Linked DNA regions of Mus musculus: region 2 is linked to region 1. The links are chromatin loops, found by intact Hi-C in ENCODE. Cell type or tissue: gastrocnemius. All regions are shown on one strand. Links, peaks and the distances in the headings refer to the core of each region. The heading gives the core; the rest is flanking DNA.

The links. A loop is a pair of places that touch in the nucleus more often than their neighbours do. Peaks named below come from ENCODE experiments on the same cell type or tissue, not always from the same donor. Only the 100,000 strongest peaks of a DNase experiment are listed, where the experiment ranks them.
Region 2: a loop joins it to region 1, with 2.5 times the contacts of the local background. A loop is called at or near these places in 5 of 42 quality-filtered maps.

What each region holds. Positions count from the first base shown.
Region 1 is chr1:39,754,928-39,766,228 of GRCm38, forward strand. No RefSeq gene overlaps it. Among named protein-coding and RNA genes, the nearest start is that of Rfx8, 40 kb to the left of the region's middle. In gastrocnemius, for the core only: a CTCF peak has its summit at 6,650 (motif pointing right); DNase peaks (open chromatin) are centred at 6,412, 6,600 and 7,274; H3K4me3 peaks cover 1,365 bases; H3K27ac peaks cover 2,399 bases.
Region 2 is chr1:39,697,975-39,709,275 of GRCm38, forward strand. All of the region lies in intron 4 of Rfx8 (regulatory factor X 8), which reads right to left. Among named protein-coding and RNA genes, the nearest start is that of Rfx8, 17 kb to the right of the region's middle. In gastrocnemius, for the core only: no CTCF peak of the experiment used is centred there; a DNase peak (open chromatin) is centred at 4,430.

The DNA of each region.
Region 1 (11,301 bases), core at 5,670-8,169:
AGGAAGAATGAGAAACAGAGTGTGGGACCTCGAGATGGCTCAGCAGGTGAAGGGGTTTGCCACTATGCCTGATAAATGACCAAGTTTGATCCCTAAGACCCACACAGTGGAAGGAGAGAACTGAGTCCTGAAGGTTTTCCTCTGAACTCATGTGTACCATGGTGTGGGCGCATATGTGCCCACCCACATACACACTCACACATACGCTTAGAATGCAATCTCTGTGTCCCATGTGTGTACATATGTGTCTGTGTGTGTGCACGTATATGTGTGTGTATGTGTGTGTGTGTGTGTGTGTGTGTGTGTGTGCATGTGTATGTACATGTGTGTTCACTGGGAACTGAACTCAGGGCCTCTCATGCTTGCTAGGCAAATATGCTAGTATTGAGTTATATCTCTGTTAGTGTTAGATCTCTAAGATCCTTTCCAACTATGCAGTTTTGACACAGTCTATCCTCCAGCAGACCCGAAGTCTGACCACAGCACAGAGGCACCCATGTGATGGTGCTGTAGGTTGGATGTTCACACCCAGTTCACAAGGAGCAGATTTAATCCCTGCCTGTATGGTAGTAGTAGGTCCTGGAAAGTAAGGCACACACGATCAAGTTAATGTCCATATGAAAAGTTTGAAAGAGCAATGTTTGCCGTCTCTTCTTTACAGAGGGCACACTGAGGTGTTTGTCCGTAAGCCAGGGAAGAAACCAAAGCAGCAACAGACACAGTTTTGCTCAAGCTACCTATGCTGTGCTGTGCTGTGCTGTGCTGTGCTGTGCTGTGCTGTGCTGTGCTGTGCTGTGCTGTGCTGTGCTGTGCTGTGTGTGCTGTGCTGTGCTGCGCTGAGCTGTGCTGAGCTGTGCTGTGCTGTGCTGTGCTGTGCTGTGCTGTGCTGTGCTGTGCTATGTGTGCTGTGCTGTGCTGTGCTGTGTGTGCTGTGCTGTGCTGTGCTGTGCTGTGTGTGCTGTGCTGTGCTGTGCTGTGCTGCCCTGTGCTGTGCTGCCCTGTGCTGTGCTGTGTGTGCTGTGCTGTGCTGTGTGTGCTGTGCTGTGCTGTGCTGTGCTGTGCTGGGCTGTGCTGTGCTGTGCTGGGCTGGGCTGTGTGTGCTGTGCTGTGCTGTGCTGTGTGTGCTGTGCTGTGCTGAGCTGAGCTGTGCTGTGCTGAGCTGTGCTGTGCTGTGCTGTGCTGTGCTGTGCTGTGCTGTGCTGTGCTGTGCTGTGTGTGCTGTGCTGTGCTGTGCTGTGCTGTGCTGTGCTGTGTGTGCTGTGCTGTGTGTGCTGTGCTGTGCTGTGCTGTGCTGTGCTGCCCTGTGCTGTGCTGTGTGTGCTGTGCTGTGCTGTGTGTGCTGTGTGTGCTGTGCTGTGCTGTGTGTGCTGTGCTGGGCTGTGTGTGCTGTGCTGTGCTGTGCTGTGCTGTGCTGTGCTGTGCTGTGCTGTGCTGTGTGTGCTGTGCTGTGCTGTGTTGTGCTGTGCTGTGCTGTGCTATGTGTGCTGTGCTGTGCTGTGCTGTGTGTGCTGTGCTGTGCTGTGCTGTGTGTGCTGTGCTGTGCTGTGCTGTGTTGTGCTGTGCTGTGTGTGCTGTGCTGTGTGTGCTGTGCTATGCTGCCCTGTGCTGCGCTGTGCTGTGCTGTGCTGTGCTGTGTGTGCTGTGTGTGCTGTGTGTGCTGTGCTGTGCTGTGCTGTGCTGTGCTGTGTGTGCTGTGCTGTGCTGTGTGTGCTGTGCTGTGCTGTGCTGTGCTGTGCTGTGCTGTGTGTGCTGTGCTGTGCTGTGCTGTGTGTGCTGTGCTGTGCTGTGTGTGCTGTGCTGTGCTGTGCTGTGTGTGCTGTGTGTGCTGTGCTGTGCTGTGTGTGCTTTGTGTGCTGTGTGTGCTGTGTGTGCTGTGCTGTGCTGTGCTGTGCTGTGCTGTGCTGGGCTGGGCTGGGCTGTGCTGGGCTGGGCTGTGCTGGGCTGGGCTGTGCTGTGCTGGGCTGTGCTGGGCTGTGCTGTGCTGTGCTGTGCTGTGCTGTGTTCTAGCAGCCTGCTCAGACTGAGGCAGAAGGGGCCTAAGCAGCCTCCCGTGGTAGCTGTGATGTCAGATCAGCTTGGCTTTTGCTTCGGACCAGACTTGGCAGCCTTTTGCTAGTGGTTGATCGTAGCTGGCTTCCCAAGAGTTTTGCTACAAAGCTTTCAGAAGGCTTGAGCCAACCAGGTCGTCCTCCGACTTCCACACACGCACGGTGGCATGCACTCACCTGCACATACCCAGGAACACATGTGTGCACGTGCCTGTACATGAAAACGTGAAAACATAAAGCAATAACAATCAAGCAGAAGTCCATCCGCTTACCTGGGTGCCCTGGCAGGCCAGAACAAGTCAGTGATGAAAACCTCCTGCCCTCATACTTCATGCTTCTACTGTTTAAATTCTAAGCAATGGCTGCCTTTGCGGCCACCTTAGCATGCTATGTCGCTTATCACTGTATAGATTATTTGTGGCATTGGAGTAAGTTGTTCCAAACTCAGCGGCTTCCAACGACCAGCTCACAGGTCTGCAGGTCAGAGGCCCAGCACAGTGTGGCTCTGTAAAGCCCCACACTGGAATACAGGGTCCTCATCTAGAGGCTCTGGAAAGTTCCTATTGCTAATCAGTTCTGTTCTTGTCACAGGACTGGGATCTCACTGCCTTGATGACTGTCAGCCAAGGCCTATCTGCAGCGCTTCCAACTTCCAGATTCCTAACCTCGCTGGCTCCGTCATCTTCTAAGTAGCCGTGTGTGTTCAATTCTTCTCAAGCCTTCAATCTCTGATTTCCCACATTTGAGCTCTGCATTCAGATATAAAGGGCTGATCTCTGCACTGAACCGCTGGGCTCCCTCCCAACTTCATGTCTTTTCTTTTAAGTAACCCATCGAGTCCAATTTTCGCTACCCATATATGCATGGGTGGGGGGCTATATATTGGAACATGGTTAACCTTTCAGGGGTCCACAGCCTAAAAATAACCTCCTTCTCCTAGCAGCCCAAAACGAACAATATCTCTTCAGCTGGGGTAGGGACTCCTTCCACCCCCATCCACGCTAAAATGTTGACCGACTTGATGTTGTGTGGGTCTCATAAAGGCAGCCATGACTGCTGGGAGTTCGTGAGAACAGCATAGGTTGACGCCTTTCCCTTATTGGCAGCCCTGCTCCTGGGCTTCAGTTCAGTACATTCCCGATGAGTTCCCCGGCTCACTGTCAATGTCTCCCAGCGGTGCCTTTGGGATTCCGGAGGTATTGAGATTGTACAGCAGGGGAGGTTTTCTTTAGATGGATGCTTCAAACATGTCTGTCTGTATGTCCCCACCAGAGTTCTTTCACTCGGAGACAGTGTGTGGCGATCAGTGACCTCGGTACCTCTCAGGGTCTTCGGCCTATGATCTGGGTCTAAGACATGCTTCTTGGCTGGCCAATGAACCTGCTGAGTTAAGAGGGTGTTTGGGAATTCTCTGGAAATCTTGTTTAACCATGTGACTCTGATCTCCCGGGATGATGAGCCGGTCCTTCCTTTGGCAGGAAGTGGCGGTTGGCTTCCACAGTCAGGAATTCTTCCCCTTGTGACTGTGAGTGTATTGTCATAGAAGGAGCGAGCAGAGCTGAGAGTCTGAGAGGTCTGTTCAGGTCCATGTGGCTGACACACGAGTCCAAGTTCAAATGCATCATTGATTTAAAGATAGTCTGGTAGTTTTTTGTTTTGTTTTTTAAATTTAAATTATTTATTATATGTAAATAACCTGTAGCTGTCTTCAGACACTCCAGAAGAGGGCATCAGATCTCTTTACGGATGGTTGTGAGCCACCATGTGGTTGCTGGGATTTGAGCTCCAGACCTTCAGAAGAGCAGTCAGTGCTCTTAATCGCTGAGCCATCTCACCAGCCTAGTCTAATAGTTTTAAAAAATCATCCTTGAATATTTTAGTCTCTGTCCGTCTGGTAGATGGTAGGAATGTCCTTTTCTGTGCCCATGGTAGTCAGGCATGGCTGCAAAGTTCGCTGGGGCTGTTGAAACTTGAGCAGAAGTTGTGGGAATCTGTGTAGTTTTCCATGTTGTCTCCTCCCTGTGTCACTGTGACCATGGTGGTTTGGGCTAGGAGGCTCATCTACTTAGGTTCCTACCTCATGGTAGAAATTCCCCCCTCACACGAACTGAACACATAGCACCAGGAAGACGGAAACAATTCCTGTATCAAGTCACCAAGGCCTGGGGGGTAGCATTTTCCTGACACAGGGCCTTTCCTTTTCTGACTGACACAGAGAACCTGAGGCAGGTGAGAGGCCAGATGGGAGGGAGTCCAAGGCCCACAGCAGACTTGGTACTTTTGAGTGTTCAGGATAAAGTGGGTCACCACAGCCAGAGTGACCCCCAGCTAGGATGGTTTTGTGGTGTGTGCTGACTGTTAGTCACAAGTGGCAGGGAAGGGGAAGACAGAAAAAAAAATTGCAAGAAGGAATGTTTGCTGTGCCTGAGCAGCTTGACCTCAGAGACAGCTCAGTCCCCTCCCAGAATGGGTTGGCTCTCAGCAAAGTTGCTATAACCCAGACTTTGCTGTGTGGGGTTCAGCTGTAAGTTACCTCTGAGCACACATGTTGAAAGGCGAAGGCTCTGAAGCCACTCACACAGGATGGAGTTTCTTTGGGGACGGTGCTCATTTGTACCTTCCTTCTACAACTATCTGCATTCCTGGGTGCTGAGTCTACCAACAGTGAGCACCCGTGTCTCCTGGGCAGTGTGAGTGGCACATGGCCAGATAGCTGGCAGTCCTGTACAATGGGGGTTGTTAAATGCACGCTGTCAGGAAGAAGGGCACATCACTGGTCCAGGAACTCTAAACAGAATGAAGCTGCTAGTCACTGAACCAGGCCTTAAGGGCCTGCTTCTGCATTTAAACATCCCCCCCGCCCCCCCCCCCCCCACTACAGATAAGCACACGCCTTCCTTTCAAGGCTGGCAAGCACAGAGAAATACCGAGTTGCCTGAAGATCTGAACACAACATGAAAAGTTCTCAGAGTTCAGGGGCTTGGAACAGAGTGTTCGTGGAGCAAGTCTTATGATTCACAGCCCCTGGGTTCACCCTGTGGTCAAGTCAAAAAAAAAAAAAAAATACTACTAGGGAGCCAGGTATCTGGAGTGAATTAAGTCTCCCTTCCTTTCCCTGTCTCCCTTCTTCTTACTCGCTCTCTCTCCTCTCCTCTCTGTCCTTCTAATTATGAGGAATACAACTAGAACTGGTCTTAACCATCAAACATCCACGTCTGGATTTTCCACACAGACAGTTTCGACAACTATGGAACAAACATCTCTGGAAAGGACTTCAGGACTGGAGATGCAGGAATCTCCTCTTGCCCTGCTTCCCCAGGGCATGGTGTTCCCAGGTACCAAGAATCTAAGGCATCTAGGGATGTATGAAGCATCAGAAGGATGCAGGCTGGTTCTATGCAAACATGATGCTATGCTCTCTAAGGGACCCTGTAAAGGAACAGGGGTCCTGGCTGTGAGGGCCTCCCTGCAGACTCAGAGAGAAGACTGTTACGACAGAGGCGTCCTTAGGGATAACGGTGAGGGCTCCATCTGAAGTTCATGCTGCTCATTCCTCAAAGCTCCCACCGAAAAAATGCTCTCATCTTCTAAGTCTGCCTCAGAGTCCACCTCCAGGAACTAAATCACACACTGGCAGCTGCTCAGGAGTGGACCACACATGTGCACAGAAAACACACACTTCTTGTTTATTCCATATTTGTTTCATTGTTAGTTCCACTTTATATATCTGCTATATATGGCACTACATTAGATTGAATATTATATAATTACATGTCACATACACATTACATACCGGCAGTTTCATACAGTATACATTCCTTTTCTTTTTTCTTTTTTTTCTTTTCTTTTCTTTTTTTTTTTTTTTTTTTTGGTTTTTCAAGACAGGGTTTCTCTGTATAGCCCTGGTTGTCCTGGAACTCACTCTGTAGACCCGGCTGGCCTCGAACTCAGAAATCTGCCTGCTTCTGCCTCCCCAGTGCTGGGATTAAAGGTGTGCGCCACCACTGCCCGGCCAGTGTATATTTCTTAAAGTGTTTTTTTTTTTTTTTTTTTAACTGCCTAAGCGTGTTTTGTTTTGTTTAAATATAAGGAATAGTGGGTGTGGAAAGCCAAATCCTACTGATCTCGTGAAAACATCCCTGATTTTATATTTCTCATGCCCTTGCGACCTCAGATTCCACCTACCTGAGCCACGCCCAGGTCTTCCTGGCAAAATCTCTTCCCTCCAGAATCTGACTCAGTCTTTCTGCCTGGCACACTGGGGCCGCAGCTAACAGACGTCGGATGAATAACATCCTGTAATGTGGGGCCCTCGCTGAGGAGAGGTGGGGGGCAGGGCGAGGTTCTGGGCCAGAATTCATGCTAAGTCAAAGTTAAGGCCCCAACTCCCAGCAGCTTAGTAACCGCACGACTGGCTTCATTCGTGCCGGTTCCCACACACCCACGCCAGGAAGAGGGAAGGGATAGCCTGTCCCCAGGAGTAGGGGCAACTGCAGCTCTTCCTCCAGTGAGAACTCCAGTCTCTGAGCTGGGCTCCATCCTTCTGCACTGGGAAATGGTTTTCTTGACTCCCCCTGGGCACTTTTCCCAGGAGGATCCACTAGATGGCCTGCGTTGAACACCACCTTTCCGGGAGCGTGCCTGAAGGGGGAAGGACTGCTTCTTAGCCTTCCTGCTTAGCTATTTTCTTCTTCTTCACAATTTGTCCAGGTAAATCTCCTGCAGTGTAACCATACTAACCCCTCAACAAACTTCACGTTAGACAATAGGAACGAGCTGAGGGGTGAGTGTTGAGACTCTTTAGTGGAAGAGCTCTCTGACTGGAAACACAGCAAATCAAGCGATTTCTGAGTCACAGCACGGACAGTACTGCAGAGAAAGAAGTAGTAAATTAAGGCCTGCTACACAAGCTAGTTTGAATAAAGAGAAACGACAAGACCTTGTACTGGTGGGGCCGGAGTAATTCAAGCTCCACGGCACTTTGGGGGTAGGCACGGGGCATCGCCACACATGTAGTTGTGGCTTTTGCCCTTAGTTGTAAAAGCCAAAGACAGTTTGAACTCTTTGACCGGGAAACTTCGAAGATTCCTAAAGCTAGAGAAAAGCAGTCAGTATGAAAAAAAAAAAAAGTTCGTCTCTGCTACTTGCAGTAAAGGAAACTTGGAAAGAAGCCCAGGGACTGACTGTAGGGAGCTGACTCAGCCAATGCGCAGCTGAGAAGATGGACCGCGTGGAGCGCCCCCGCCCCTGGATACAGGAAGTCCTGCTGAGTGGCTATTTTCTCTGGTTAAATGTAGATTTGCGAGTTTGGGGATGAAAGTAAGAGCAGACTGCTTGTGTCCGAGTAAACTCTTACACAGACAATGATTGTTACACCACACATGAAGAAAACCCAAACCAGCTTGTGCTGGATCCCCAAACCCAGCTCAGGAAGCTAAGGCAGAAAGGATCATGAGTTCTAAGCCAACCTGGGCTACTTGGAGAACATACACAAATTAAACTCAACAGCCACCGTCAGTTGGAGGAGCTGATTCTAGAGTCGATTTTCGGGAGCTGAGTGAGGGGCATTATAGTCGGTCTGGCTTTCTGTAACAAAATGCCACAGACTGGCAGAGTTCAGAAAAGCTTGGAGTTCCAGAGGCCATCAAGTATCATAGGAGTCGTCTAACAAGAGGATGGGTCAGAGCCCTCTTTTCTTCTCTTCCTGACTTCTCTGTGTCATCACCTCTGCTGGGCAAAGACTCTGTCAGGCAGAAACTGCTTGTTCTTGGGCTCCTCCTGAATGGTTGAGAAGGACATTCCTAAATTGATAAATTCTCTAGCCTCATGTACTCTGCCACAGCCTCACAAGACAGATGAAGAATCTATGCCATGAGAGATGAAGGTTTGACCTGCAGTGATGAAGAGAGGGATGCAAACATTCACTCCTTAAAAGAGACATTTCCATTGGCATGCTAGGTGGTCCCCCAAAAATACCCCGGTCAGAGAGAAACCCTAACCCACTTTCCCTGTGTCTCATCAGGAGTGGTTAAGGCTCTGATGGGGAAGGCTGAGCTCCCATAGACTAGCCTACACATGCTGGGGTAAATTACCGTCTGCTCATGCTAGCACTAACTGTCAGTCATGTGCTTTACATTTAGACACAGCATTTGAACCTAAAATCAGGCTGTTACAAGATTCTACACTGATCTGTCCTGTCTAACTCCTAGGGTACCATTACTCTGAACTAGTTGCTGTCTTGCTTTGTTTTTTTGTTGTTGTTGGAGTTTTATAAATATACGTAACTAGTTCTTTGAGAATTTCATTCCATATAATTGATCATATTTACCTTGTTTTCTTTATAACTCTTCCCAGATCCACCCCTCCCAATTTCATGTTTTTGGGGTTTTTTGTTTTTTGGTTTTTTGTTTGTTTGTTTGTTTGTTTTGAGACAGGGTCTCTCAATGTAGCCCTGGCTGTCCTGGGCCTACTCTCTAGACCAGGCTGGCCTGGAACTCAAAGATTCACCTGCCTCTGTCTCCTGAGTGCTGGGATTAAAGGTGTGCAACCATGCCCGGCCATGTTTTAGTAACCCATCAAATCCAATCCATACTTCTATTTACTTGTGGGCTTGGGGCCACATACTGCAGCATGGGTGGCCTACTAGGGGCCACACCCTTAATGAAAACACTGACTTTCCCTTCTCCAGAAGCCACCAACTGCCTCCATTAGGGGACTTATCCCCCACATGTCCAAGATGGATTGTCAGCTAGCTTGATGTCATGCAGTTCTTAGGCGAACAGTCATAGATGTTCTGTGTTCATTATGCCCAGAGGACACAGTTTGGCTCCCTGACCCCTGTCTCTGACAACCTTTCTGCCACGTCTTTTTGTGTGTGTGTGTGTGTGGGGGGGGGGGGCGGGGCTGCGCAATAGATGTCCCATCTGTGGCTGAGCACTCCACTGACATTTTTCTTCTGCACTTTGACCAGTTGTGATTTTCTCTGTTAACCATCAAGTCTGAGCGCCGCATTACTCGGTGGGTACAGAGACATAGATTTAGAGGGCTGTTTGATTTCCTATCACTCAGCAGAATAATAGACCCACCCCTGGGGCCTATGAGCGCCCCAGCATGGGTTCTTGGCGTGTTTAAAGCGCTGAACAAGTGTTTCTTCCCGAGGAGCAGGTCTTACACACACCCAGAAAGTGGCTGGTTTCTTCTGAAACATTCTCGCCACGGTCACAGTTTTCTCAACTGGGTAAAATTGTTTGATAGCCATCCCTCAACCCCCTGAAGCCTACACAGCAGGCTCCTCCTGTACTGTGAAAGCCAGCCGGGAGTGGATGCCTGCTGCTTAGTACAGTCTTGGTTTTGCCATGTCCTCTTATGGAAGTATGAGGTGTTCTCAGCCAGTTATGAACTCCGTCAAGTTCTGATGGGCAGCCAAGAGCGACAGCAATAGTGTGTACTGTCTTGGGAAGTCTTCTGGGCACCCCTAATTTGAACTCATTTAACAGTTTAATCAAAGAGACAAAGTCATGTGGCAAGGCACCATCTGATTGAATGGCTGGTTCTTATTAAGGCGACTTTCTCAGCACCTCCACTGAGCACTGAATGGTAGAAGACAGTAGAGGCCTGGTTACTATGACATTTTGAGGATTCCCAAGTATTGCACTTAAGGGTAATGCAGCCTAGACTGTTTCTCTTTCTCCTCTAAGACATAAATGAAAATAAGAACATAAAAAGCAACATAGAAAACATATACACATTTATGAGGGCTGAGAAGATAGCTCAGTTGTTGATGCTTGCCTGGCAAGTAAGAGGACATGACTTCAAACCTCTTCCCCCACAACCCACAAAAACAGAAAAACAGATGTGATATCGTGCACTTGTGATTTCAGCACCAGAGAAGGTAGAGTCAGGAGATGGCCAGCGTTTGCTGGTCAGCCAGCTGAACCTAATGGATGAGTACCAGACCCAGTGTGAGACTGTCTCAAAAACAAGTCAGCACCTGAGGAATAGTACCTGATGTTGACCTCTCGAAGACACACACACACACACACACACACACACACACACGCATACAACGTTAGATTATAAACAAAACGTCACACCAGAAGCATTTACCAATCTCGTGTTATGTTCTGTACCCTGTGGTAGTGCGTTAGCCCATTTACTGTTGCTATAAAAATGACTGGGGCTGCTTAAGGAACACAAGGAGAGGTTTATTCAGCTCACATCTGTCCAATACCATGTGGTCCCATCAGGCTGACCTCTGGTGAGGGCCTTCTGACTGAATTACGAGGGACAGCCTCGTAGTGGGGGAAAGAACTAAAAAAAGAAGAGTTGTGAGCAAAGACCAAACCAAAGAGATTTGAGGGTGAGGCTAGGAGTGAACGGGCCCTGGAAGGAACTAACAGCAGTCCTTTGAAAAACACATTTACCCTGCAGATGGCAGCTGCGTGGCCTGTCACTGTCTCTCTAGGCTCCATCTCTTAACTGTGTGTCTACCTGTTACTATCTCTATACTGGGACACCAAGCTTTCAGTGACACGCTGAAGCCATGTCTAAGTGACAGCAGGCAGGTATTGAAGAAGCATCAATACACAGGATTGGTGTCCGTCAATACCGACCCAGTGACTGCTATGGGTGTTACGAAGAGGATTATAGAGTTAACATCAGTGGTGCCTAGCCAGTGGGAATGCCATGCTCGAGCAAGGGATCAGAGTAGTTGTGTTTCACAGGGAGGTCTGAAAGATAAAGAGAGGTCACCTGTGTGCAGAGGATGATGGTGGATGTGAAGGCCCAGGGGCAGGGAATGAAGGATCATCCAAGTGCTCGGATGGCCAGCGTGGAAGCTGGGGGCACTGGGTTGTTCACACTTTTGAGGCCAAATTAAGGAAATCCTAGAAAATGAAAAATCATAGGAGGGTCTAAAGCTGTGGTCAATTGGATGGGAAGCAAGGGATAATGGGGGTGGGCTTGACCATGAGTGGGTGTGGAGACAGCAAGAGATGAACTCATGAGCTATTTTAAGAAGAGATGCAGCAGGACTTAAAGGCTCGGCCATGGGAACCGGGGAGAATGGTTTAATTTGAGGATTACAGATGTTGGCAACTGACCAGGGCGGCTTTGGAAGAACAACTTAGAGAGGAAATGGTGAGTTTGGACTTGGATACACTCGACTGAACTGGTATCTCCATAGCTTCCTGAAATGATGTTGGGAGAAAGAGAGAGAGAGAGAGAGAGAGAGAGAGAGAGAGGCGAGTTAGTA
Region 2 (11,301 bases), core at 3,478-5,977, 59 kb before region 1:
TCACAGGACAGGCATTTTGTTAGCTCTTTGCCAGCATTTTGTAGGGGGGCATAGTTGTGATCAAGATATAACAAGAGCCTTTATCATCATCATTGTAATTATCACTATCACCAGCAGCAGCAGCATCACTAATAGTCTGGTTTTGCTTTTTGCTTTTTCGAGGCAGGGTGTTTCTGTGTAGTCCTGGCTGTCCTGGAACTTGCTCTGTAGACCAGGTTGGCCTCGAACTCAAAGAAATCCACCTGCCTCTTTTTCCCCCGAGTGCTGGGATTAAAGGCGTGTGCCACCACCATCCAACTAAAAGTTATTTTGAGAGACAGAGGGAGAGAGAGAGAGAGAACAGAGGACTCCTGAGGTCTGGCCATAAGTCTCAGTCAAAAGTGCTGGTACACACAGGACCTGGAAGACTGGACACAGGGAACATTGCAGACATTGGCTGTGCTTGAACATGCAGAGCTGGGCTAGCAAGTTAAGGCTGTGGTAGATCTGAGTTCCACTTTCCCTGCACTGGAGTCTACTGCCACCCAGGCTCAGCACAGTGAGAGTAAGGTCAGAGGGGGTCTGAGGGGGTCAGAGGGGAGGAGTCCAGGGTGCCAGACAAGAGGGCTGTGTGTCTCTGGGCTCACTGGCCCCTGCGTCATTTCCCCAGTGCGGTTCTGATTCAGACAATGAGGACATTTATTAGGCCCTAAGCCAAAGCACAGTTGTTGCTAAATTATGGCCACAGGGAAGCCACACACAATATCAGAGCTGGCCTTGAAGAGAAGGAGGGTCCACGTCCTGCCGGGCTGTCCCAAGCCTCTGGCAGTTTCTAATCACCAGAGCAGAATAGAGAGCAAGCCTACGGACCAGCGGTGGCCCTGTGGTTAGTCTGTGCCTTGAAGAACTGCAGTCCTCATCGGCCACCCCCTGAGCTGCTGTATCCTAACCTAGGTTGTTAGAATTTCATAAACAATGGGGCAGGGGCAAGGCCAGCCAGACCGGGGGAGGCAGGAGACCAGGGAGGACAGAGGTGACATCCCACTGCAGCAGCTAGTGGCTGCACTTCCTCCAGTAAGAAAGACCCTTGGGTTCTGGTGACCCTGGACAGGAAAGGCATGGGGTCAAATGACTCTAAGTACTATTTAAGTCCCAGAGTTTCACCGGGCATGGTGGCACACGCCTTTAATCCCAGCACTCGGGAGGCAGAGGCAGGCGGATTTTTGAGTTCAAGGCCAGCCTGGTCTACAAAGTGAGTTCCAGGACAGCCAGGACTATACAGAGAAACCCTGTCTTGAAAAACCAAAAAAAAAAAAAAAAAAAGTCCCAGAGTTTTTAAATATTTGGTAACATGTACACTCAGGCTTCCTTCAGACTCACCTATACTTAGATCCTGAGTCTCCCATGGAGAAAACCCAGGGAACTCTTGTTTCTTTGGGGTCCAGCAAGTGCCTGCTTGCTTTATGTAGCATGAGAATCACATTAGTTTAACCTGTTTTCATAATCACTTGGCACTAAGGAGACCAAGATATACTTCCAGGGCACACTGTGATCTTAAATAAGTAGGTAGGTAGATAGGTAGGCAGACAGACAGACAAATAGACAGACAGACATCCCAACAAGTCTTCCAAGCATGGTGTTAGCTCTAGCTCTGGTTTGCTTCCACATTCTCGGGCTTTGACATCACTGTCATTAATCCAGACTCCCATTACATCACGCTGGCACCCCCAATCTCCCTTGCACATCACTCAGCATCAGGGAAAACAATTTAAAGCAATTACAAAGATAAGGAGATAGTAATGTAATAAAATCCTACTCTCAGATCATGCTGTCTAGGCCGAGCACTGGGGCAGAGCACTATCCTCCAGTCCCCAGGGTCCACCTCTAGGGCTCTCTTACCACATCTGAAAGAATTATTTTGGTTCTGATCAGAAGTGACCCTTCACAGGTAGTTTTGGATATGAAGTTAAAATGTAAACATAGATTCATCTGGGGACACATAGTTGCATAATGATTATAAAAACTTGAGCAATGTTGTTACATTGCTTGCAGGCACCTGTAAGATGCAGCAATCCCTTATTTCTTTGGTGCTTTACTTCATTGGCCTAACCCTCAGACCACCCTGCAGATACTGGCAGTTGAGAACTGTTGTCCCATTTCTCAGATCTGGCAAGAGTTCAGAGCGATTACCTATTGTTCTGTTCTTTCAGGGTACATATATGGGGCAGAGGCAAGGTCAGCCAGACCAGGGGGAGGCAGGAGACCAGGGAGGACAGAGGTGACATCCTGCTGCAGCAGCTAGTGGCTGCACTTCCTCCAGTAAGACCTTTGGGCTCTGATGACCCTGGACAGGAAAGGCATGGGGTCAGAATAATATAGGGGCGGAGGATGTAGCTGAGTTGTAGAAGCTTACCTACCACACATGGGCACAGGGCTCCATTCCCAGCACACCAACACAGACATTCAAACACACACACACACACACACACACACACACACACACACACACACACACAGGCTCCATCCCTGCCAGAACACAGACCTAGACATTCACATAGCCACTGAAACACACACACACAACACAGTGCAAACGTGTTTTGAAACTAAAAATGTGCAAGAATTGTGCTACTGGGACAAGAGGCTAGCAGGCAAGAAGCCTTGCACGGCAGCTCAGTCAACTTCTGCATGAAGGGAGGTTGCTACTCAAGTATTTAACCATCTCCAGACCCATTAGATTTAATGAACAACTTAATTGCAAAATGAATACCTGCGGGAAGCGTTGAAAGTATAAGGGGTCCATGCTTGCTTTCTTATGCAAACTTCAGCCTCTGGGAGTGAGGGGATCAAGTTTCACAGGCAGCCAGCAAATAACACCAGGCACTGCATTGGGTGGCTTCCCACAGAGGAGGGCCAGGGAGGGGTGCTTGGAGTCAAGGATAAGTTCCTAAGGGTGGGAGGGTGGGGGTAAGGGTGGCCTCTGCTTCCAAAACCTTTGCAGAGCCAGGGTGTCGCCCAAGGCTTGTGTTTTTGTTTTGTTTTGTTTTGTTTTTGTTTTTTGTTTTGTTTTGTTTTAGGCTGCTAGAGAACAAGCGGGTAATGCATGCGTTCAACTTTAACAAGTTCTAACCAGCCCTGGGAACCACAGGGTGGACAGGGCCAAAAGGCTGGTTGTAACTTGGACACCTCATTAGGAGGGAGACTCATCACCAGTCTCGCTGGGGGGTCCTGGCCCCAAAGGCTCTGTCTCATCTTATTCCTTCTTATACCCTAGCTGACTAAACAAGGAAGAGAGACCCTTGCTAGGCCAGGCAGGGGACCCTCTGGCATCCTCCCGTGGTGGTGGCCACAACTGTCAGGCTGCAGCTGGCTCGTCGTGAGCCTGCTTTCCCCAAGGTGGGAGGGGCTGGAAGATGAGCACTCGGCCTGCCCGCCCCGTGGTGCTTTGTTGGTACATGGATCCAGCTGCCGACCCACAGCTGCATTCCACAGGCTCCTGCTGCCACCCCAAGGCAGCCCCCTGAGCTCAAGAGCTGGCAGGGGAACAAAGACAAGCAAGCACAAAGGCTCGGCATGTGAGGGAGGGACGGATTAGACAGTTGCTAAGCTGGGAAAGCAGTGTGTGCATATGTGCTTGTGCATGTGTGTGTGTGTGCGCGTATGTGTGTGTGTATGTGTGGATATGATGTGTGCATGTATGTCTCTGTACATATGTATCTGTGTGGCTATGTGTGTATGCATATGAATATGTGTGTATAGGCTATGTGTGCCTGTGTGTATACGTATCTGTGTGTGTATGTCTATGTACACATGTATCTTTGTGTGTGTCTCTGTGTGTGGTGGCAGGGAGGAAGGCAAAAGTTGGTTCCATGACATCCCGAAGAGAAACGGGATCACACACGATACTTTTCGGAGTTTATATTGAAGAGGATGGGAAAGGACAGACATTTCCTTTAAATTGTGTTAACTTGGGGGTTTAGGTTGAAGGGTTGCTTCCCTGGGTTTGATTAGGCATGTATGCACATGTACAGGTGCACACGCACACACACGCACACACACACAAACACAAAAGAGGCAAACATTTTGCTCCTTGGCCCCAGACTGTGAGTTTCTGGGTCCACAGCTCAGTCTGGTTGCCCGAGAAACACAGTGGGATCTTGGGAGCCCTGTTCCCTGAAAACTCGTGTGACCCTGGAGACCTAGCAGAGGAGAGATGGCTCTGGGCTTCTTTTTCATATGGTCATTTCATTTGACAGTCATTTTGATGAAGAAGCAAACAAAAATCTCATGTTTTTCTCAGATCTTGGCCTCTCCTGGGTCAAGGGTGAGAATAACTCCATCCATCCATCTCTCTCACAGAGACTTCTATCTATGCCTGTCACCTCTGCAGGCAGGCAGCAGACATCTGGGTCCTGGTCTCTCCGATGGGACCAGACCTCCTGCTGCATCTTGGCATATTTCTCCTTCCCAGCTCGGGATAAGGAGGGAGGGGTGTGGAGACTGTTCAGTGAGGTAGCCAGATTGAAGCGGTAGGGAGCAAACAAGACAGGCTTGTCTGGACATTGAATATATTTTAGCTAGGCTATGTGCTTATTTGGAGTGTTCGGGGACAGTGGCATAATGCTGAAAGCCACCTTTCCTGCTCTTGGACGAATCTCTGTGCTAATGTTTTCGTGGGGATGTGTGGCTGGGTGTTTCCATTTCTTTCCCCTAACACAAAGCCCAGCAAGTGTGTGTGGTGTGGGCGGGTGGGGGAGGGGTTAAACCAGACTCTCAGAAGCCTAGGCGCAGGTTAGTGTTCCAGCCGGTTGCTTTAAAGAGCATGTATGCTCCACTTATCTTTCTTTCCGTGGTGAGGCTGTAACTCAGGACTTCACAGAAGAGCTCCGACACTGGGCTACACCCCCAGCCCAAGGCTACCTCCCCGATGGAATCTCCACCTCGAGCGCCTCGGTAAATACCAGAGCTGTTATACATTAGCCTTCATCTCAACTCATAAAGAACCTCTGGCCTCGGGGAGGCGGACAGTTTCGGGGGAACCTCAAAAGCTCTCATCTGAAGGCTCTCCCTTGGGTTTTGAACCTGGGGAAGCAAGGGCAAGCAGACCCAGCTGCCTTCCCTGGGGCTGATGGCTTCCAGGTGTGCACAGCCAGGCTCTGCCTTGCTGGCTTCCCCTTGCTAAGGTCCCAGGCATTTCAGATCTGTTAGAGACAGACACTATCATCTCTCATCTCTCAGGTGAGGAGAAGGGCGAAGAGAGCTTTGAAGGGGAGCAAGGATTGGAACGGAAGTGGTTCACAAAGCTCTGAGAGCCCCCGAGGATCCCGCTGGGAGACAGCACGGGGCCTACCACAGCCTTTTCTCCACGATTATGGAGTTATGCTTGCTTTATTATTTTTAACTGCATTTTTTTACTGATGTAATTATAGATTTCTATGTAGCTGTAAGAAATAATTAAGGGAGAGGCCCCTTTTATGCTCAGCTCAGTTCCACCCACTGCTAACACTGTTCACAAACTGTGGTACAATCCTCCCTTCAGATCCAGAGGCACTGCCTCCAGAATCCTCTAAATCCCTGAGGAAGTCTACCTCCAAGGCTGCCAGGCCCCGGGTCTCCATATGAAACGTACAGTATTTGTAGAGACCTTGTTGTACACACCCCTGCACACTCAAAATCAGCCCCAGCTGACTCAGTACCTAGAACAATGGAAATCCTATGTAAAAAGCCGGGACACCATATTGTTTAGGAAATAATGCTAAAAACACAAACAAACAAAACCAGTTCCTATGTTCAGTCAAATTTTTTTTTTCCAAATAACTCCCACCCATGGTTAGTTGAATCTGAGAGAACAGAAGCTTCAGCGTCAGAGGTCGAGCTGTATCATATCACAGCCCAGATGCTGCCATTGGTACAGCCTCACCATCTTCCTTACAGTTTCTGTTTTACTTACACTTGTGCATATGCGTGTACGCATGCGTGTGCGTGCGTGTGCATGTGTGTTATGTGCATGACTCTGAGAGTGTGTTGTGTGCACATGTGCATGTGTGTGTGTTGTGTGAGCATATGTGTATGTATGTACCTATGTGTGTGCATGTATGTGTTGTGTGCATGTGCACATGCATATGCATGTTGTGTGCACGCACATGTGTGTGTATGTGTTGCATATGTGTGTGTAAAAAAATCTTATCATCTTCCTATGTTCATGTGTTTCTCACCACAGCCAAGATATTGTTCTAGGGAAATTCACGGGATAAAGATGAAAAGACAAGATACAGAATTCAAGAAAATATTTGCAAAGTACATAAACAAAAGAGGGATAGTATGTGAAATAGAGGACAATGAATCAGACTTGCAGAAAGAAAGCTGCCCGGAGGGATGGTGCTTTGATAACCATGTTCATTTCTTGCTCTCCTCACCCCTAGACCATTCACCTCTGCCAACCTCTAGCCTGTCCCTCATTTCCTTGTTTGAACTTGTTGTATAAACAGAATCATTTAGGGTTGGGGCTATTTTCATTTAGCCGAGTCCCACAGAGATCTCCATGCACATCAATGGTCTAGTCCTGTATACTGCTGGTGGTTTTCTGTGGTACAGATGTATCACCATTAGGTTAACCAGTCACCTGCTGAAGGACACCTGGGCTGCCTCCAGTCTGAGCTGCCACTACTACAGCCACTGAGGACATTCTTGTGAGGGTCTGCACGCAGGTGCTAGCTTTCATTTCTCAGGAACAAATGTCTAGATCAACAGATGGCTGGACGGGGCTCATGTCTGTTTTTATTAAAAACTGCTAAACCATTGTCTAGGGTGATGCATCATTTTCCATTCCCACCAGAGGAGTGGAACTGGCCCAGGTTCTCAGCATCCTCACCGGGATTTGGTGATTTATTCTTGTCAGTCTCACAGGTACGTAGGCAGTGTGCACCTCGGAAAGGGCTGGCTTTGTGACAGGTTTGTCTCTTGTCCATTTTCTAATAGGATTGTTCTGCGTTTTCATACTGTTGGGTTTTACAGACTCTTTCTAGATTCTAGAATCTGACAACAGTGCAGGCTGCATACATTCTCCTTCAGTCTGTGTCTTTTTCATCTCCTCTGCAGGACTTTTGAAAAAGCCTAAAGTTTTTCATTTTATGGCTCCTGCATTTAGTAGCCAGTCTGGGAACTTTCTGTCTAGCCATAGGTCCCATTAAGCTTATTCTACTTTTAAGTTTTGATATTCTTTTGTTTGTTTTTTGGTTTTTTCGAGACAGGGTTTCTCTGTATAGCCCTGGCTGTCCTGGAACTCACTTTGTAGACCAGGCTGTCCTCGAACTCAGAAATCCTCCAGCCTCTGCCTCCCAAGCACCAGGATTAAAGGCGTGCATGGCCATACTTGGCTCAGGTTTATTATGGCCCTTATGTTTTCAGTTTAAGCCTTGGATCTATCGAGCTAATGTTCATAAAAGTTGTTGGGTTTTTTGTTGAAGTTCATTTTTCTTTTGGACATGCAGTTTTCTTCTCCAAGCTCCCCTCTTCTATTACATTACTTGTGTACCTGTGTTTTCACCCGAGGGCTGGCAAGATGGCTCAGTGTTTTCTGTCAGGCCTGATAACACACATCTGATCCCTGGGACCCACATTGTGGAAGGCGACCCCATTCCCACAAGCTGTCCTCTGATCCCTCTGATCCTTGTGTACTATATAGTGTGTGTGTGCATGCACACATAATAAATAGCATATAAATATTTTAATTAAAAATCAGTTGGTCATATTTCTAGAGTCTCTCCCCTGCCTGGGTTCCCGTGTCACCACTGGAAGCACAAGACTTTGGTTGTTGCAGCTACACAGAGCGCTTGGTAAGATGGAGTGTTTCTAGTTATTCTGCCTTGTTAAGGCCTTTGAGCTCTCCGCTCTCCCATACAACCTTTGAATAAGCTTTTATGTCAAGAGAAAAATCTTGCTGGGATTTTTTTTCCAAAAACAACTTTAGTAAGAGACACAAGTCAATCATTTAGAGAGAGGAAGAGAGAGATTCAATGCTTTCTTAGTATATCCACAGACTTGTGTGCCTGCATATCTATGAAAGGTGACCCTCAGGTCAGCAACAGGGAGCCTTGGGAAGGCCTGTGCAAGGTCAGGCCTTGCTGGAATCTGGGAACTTGGCTTGCAGAGAGTTCCCATTCGAAGTTTGCTGGTAAGAGTGGCTCTCAGAGTGCAGACTACACAAGTACAGCTTATGCAGAACACCTGCCTTGCTTTGTTACTTAGACGTGTGCTGGGCAGAGGGGACTGCATGACAAATGCCCGATAGGAACTCTGAATATCCAGTATCTAATAGACATGCTTCCCCAAGTAAAAGCCGTGACTCACCTGCTGCTACATTTTGTTTGCTGAGGAATGGGCTCTGCAGGACTGAGCATGGAGACAGCCTAGGGCGACCTCATAGACGGTCCCTCCACTTTCACTGTTTCTATGTGTGTGCGTGTCTGTGTATGTCTGTCTCTGTGTGTGTGTGTCTGTATATCTCTGCATGTGTATGTCTGTGTATGTGTGTGTTTCTGTCTATATATCTCTGTGTATTTCTATGTGTATATGTGTCTCTCTGTGTCTGTCTCTATATGTGTATATGTGTGTGTCTGTATGTCACTGTATATGCCTGTGTGTGATTGTGTATGTCTGTGTATGTGTGTGTGTATATGTATCTCTATGTATCTCCCTCTCTGTGTCTCTGTGTGTATGTCTCTGTATGTGTCTCTGTATGTGTCTGTTTGTCTCTGTACATGTGTGTATGTCTGTGTATATGTGTTTCTCTGTATGTATCTCTACGTATCTCTCTCTCTGTGTTTATGTCTGTGTGTGTATGTCTCTCTGTGTGTCTATGTGTATATCTCTTTGTCTCTGTCTCTCTGTGTGTATGTCTGTGTATATGTGTTGTGTCTCTATATATGTATCTCTGTGTATCTCTCTGTCTCTACACACACACACACACACACACACACACACACACACACACACAAACACACACACACACTAGTACATGAGTGCAGGTGCTTACAGAGGCCAGAGGTGTCAGATCCCCCTGGAGCTAGAGTTATAGGCAGTTGTGAGCCACATGGTGTGGGTGTTGGGAATTGATCTGGGACCCTCTAAAAGAGCAGTACATGCCCTTAACTGCTAAGCCACCTCTCCAGCCCCCAGTGCTATATTATTTCCATTAAAAATTTAAAAATACCTTTCAGCTTATCTAGGCCTTCAAATTTGACATATGTTTCTTGTTGGCAATACAAACCTGAGTTATTTTCTTCTTTTTAAATCCACTCTGCCAGTTTTATCTTTCCGTTGGTGCTTGTAAATAATTTACAATTACGGTAATTGTTGGTATGCCAGCTCTTACTTCCCTTTTATGCGCCTTGTTTGCATTTGTTTCCTTGGGTTCTCTGTTCTGTTTCTGCGTCTTGCGTTTATCAGAGTTACTTTAAGCACAGGATTCCATCTTGCTCTAATTACGGCATCTTTTGGCACACGTCAACGTCACTCTTGTGGCAGTTGCCTGAACCCACAGCCCGATGTTCCTGTGCTTCATCCCCTCAGACGAAGTGTGGAAACCTCTCTCCATTTAGACCCATTTACCTTCCTTACTTTAATGCATCTCTGTGTGGGGCGCAGGTCTTTGTCAAAATGATGGACTATGGCCGGTACACCTCAAGAGGAGGAAGACAGCCCTGCCCTCTGGCACACTAAGATGGCACAGTGTCCTGTATCTCGATAGAGAAGATGGCAGAGAAAAGGGCCTATTCTCTATTCTCTCCACTCTATTCTCATGAAGCAGAAGAAACAAAAGGGCCAAGCAGTTTCATGAGGGTAAAATGTCACTCATTCGGGTACCATTCTTATGGTTTTTATTGCTCAAAAAGGCTGTGTCCCACAGTGTGTATGTGCACATGCGTGCACATGCATGCACATAGGCTCCAGCTTCTAACACTATACATTGGGGTTTTAATTCATCTTGGATCTTGGTGGGACGTACATGTATCTAAACCACAGCATGGTAGAAACAAATGAAGTTCTGTAGCTCTGCTGCTGTGAAGAGTCTATTCAGGAGCCCACCCAGTGTCTCAAGGGGCTCCTGGACTGCCCCGCCCCAGCCTCGAAGGCCATGGCCTCTCAAGTGCCTTCCAACATAGTCTTCTGCCACACTGCACAGATGGACAGCTGGGAGCCCACACTTTCCCATCCCTTCCTCTTCTCCACCCAAGCCATGCCTGCTGCTCTCTCCCACCCCACCCATCAGAATCCCATCCTGTCTGCCCTTCATGGCTCGGCTGGAACGCAACTCACTCCTCATTCCTTCTGACCTCTGTCAAGAGGCCTGTTATCCGCGCAGAGGCCTTGTGCATTTCCGACCTTCTGTCACACATGCACCACATTAAATGCACATCTTAGCTCTACTACTAAGCAAGCAGAGGAAGGGGCCATGTCTCATCCACACAGCAGCCTTCCTAACTTTGGGCCTCAGCAGCCACTCTCTACGGAGGGCCCCTCATACAAACTTGCTATTGTCAAAGTTGGAAAGCTTAGAGAGTGACAGGGTGGTGGTGGTGATGGTGATGGTGATGGTGATGATGGAGATGCTGTGATACAAGTGAAATCACCCTTGGTTTCTCAGGCACACAACCACCTATTTACCTATTTATAAGCCAAATGAAGGCCCAGTGGACAGCTAATACACAGGGCGGAAATGCTGGATGAGTAGAGTCCATGAGCAGTGTGGAAATGTGAGGCAAGGGGGCTATCCTGGAGCTGGCACTGTTGAAGATGGTCTCCCTGGAGGGCTGTCAACACAAATGGTAGATCCAAGAGGACCCCAGAAGGAGGGATTGTGGAAGGCTGGAGCAGGGTTGGGGGAGGGCACAAAATGGAGGCATGTGCTCCTGAGTCACAGAAAGGTGAGAATGGCTGGGGGCGTGCAGAAACACCAAGCAAGACAGACAGCCTGCCAGCAGCGCCTGGGGGTGGGGGGCGGCCTTCACCCCAGGTGCTTCTGGGAAAGAAAGAGGAAGGCAAACTAGCATTTGAGGAAGCTTAGTCGAGTGGCTGTGTTTAGAATAGGATGAGGCTGAGAAGAGAGCAGCTGTATGAGGTTCATAGAGTCCAGCTGTCCCTCAACATCCATGGGGGGCGGGGTCCCTCAGCATCCATAGGGGACTGAGGTCCCTCAGCATCCATAGGGGACTGGGGTTCCTCAGCATCCATAGGGACTGGCCCTGGAGTTCCTCCAGTGCTCAAGTCCCTTCTATAAAAAGGAGTTTCTGCAAAGAGCATAACTGACTCCCTGATTATGCTATA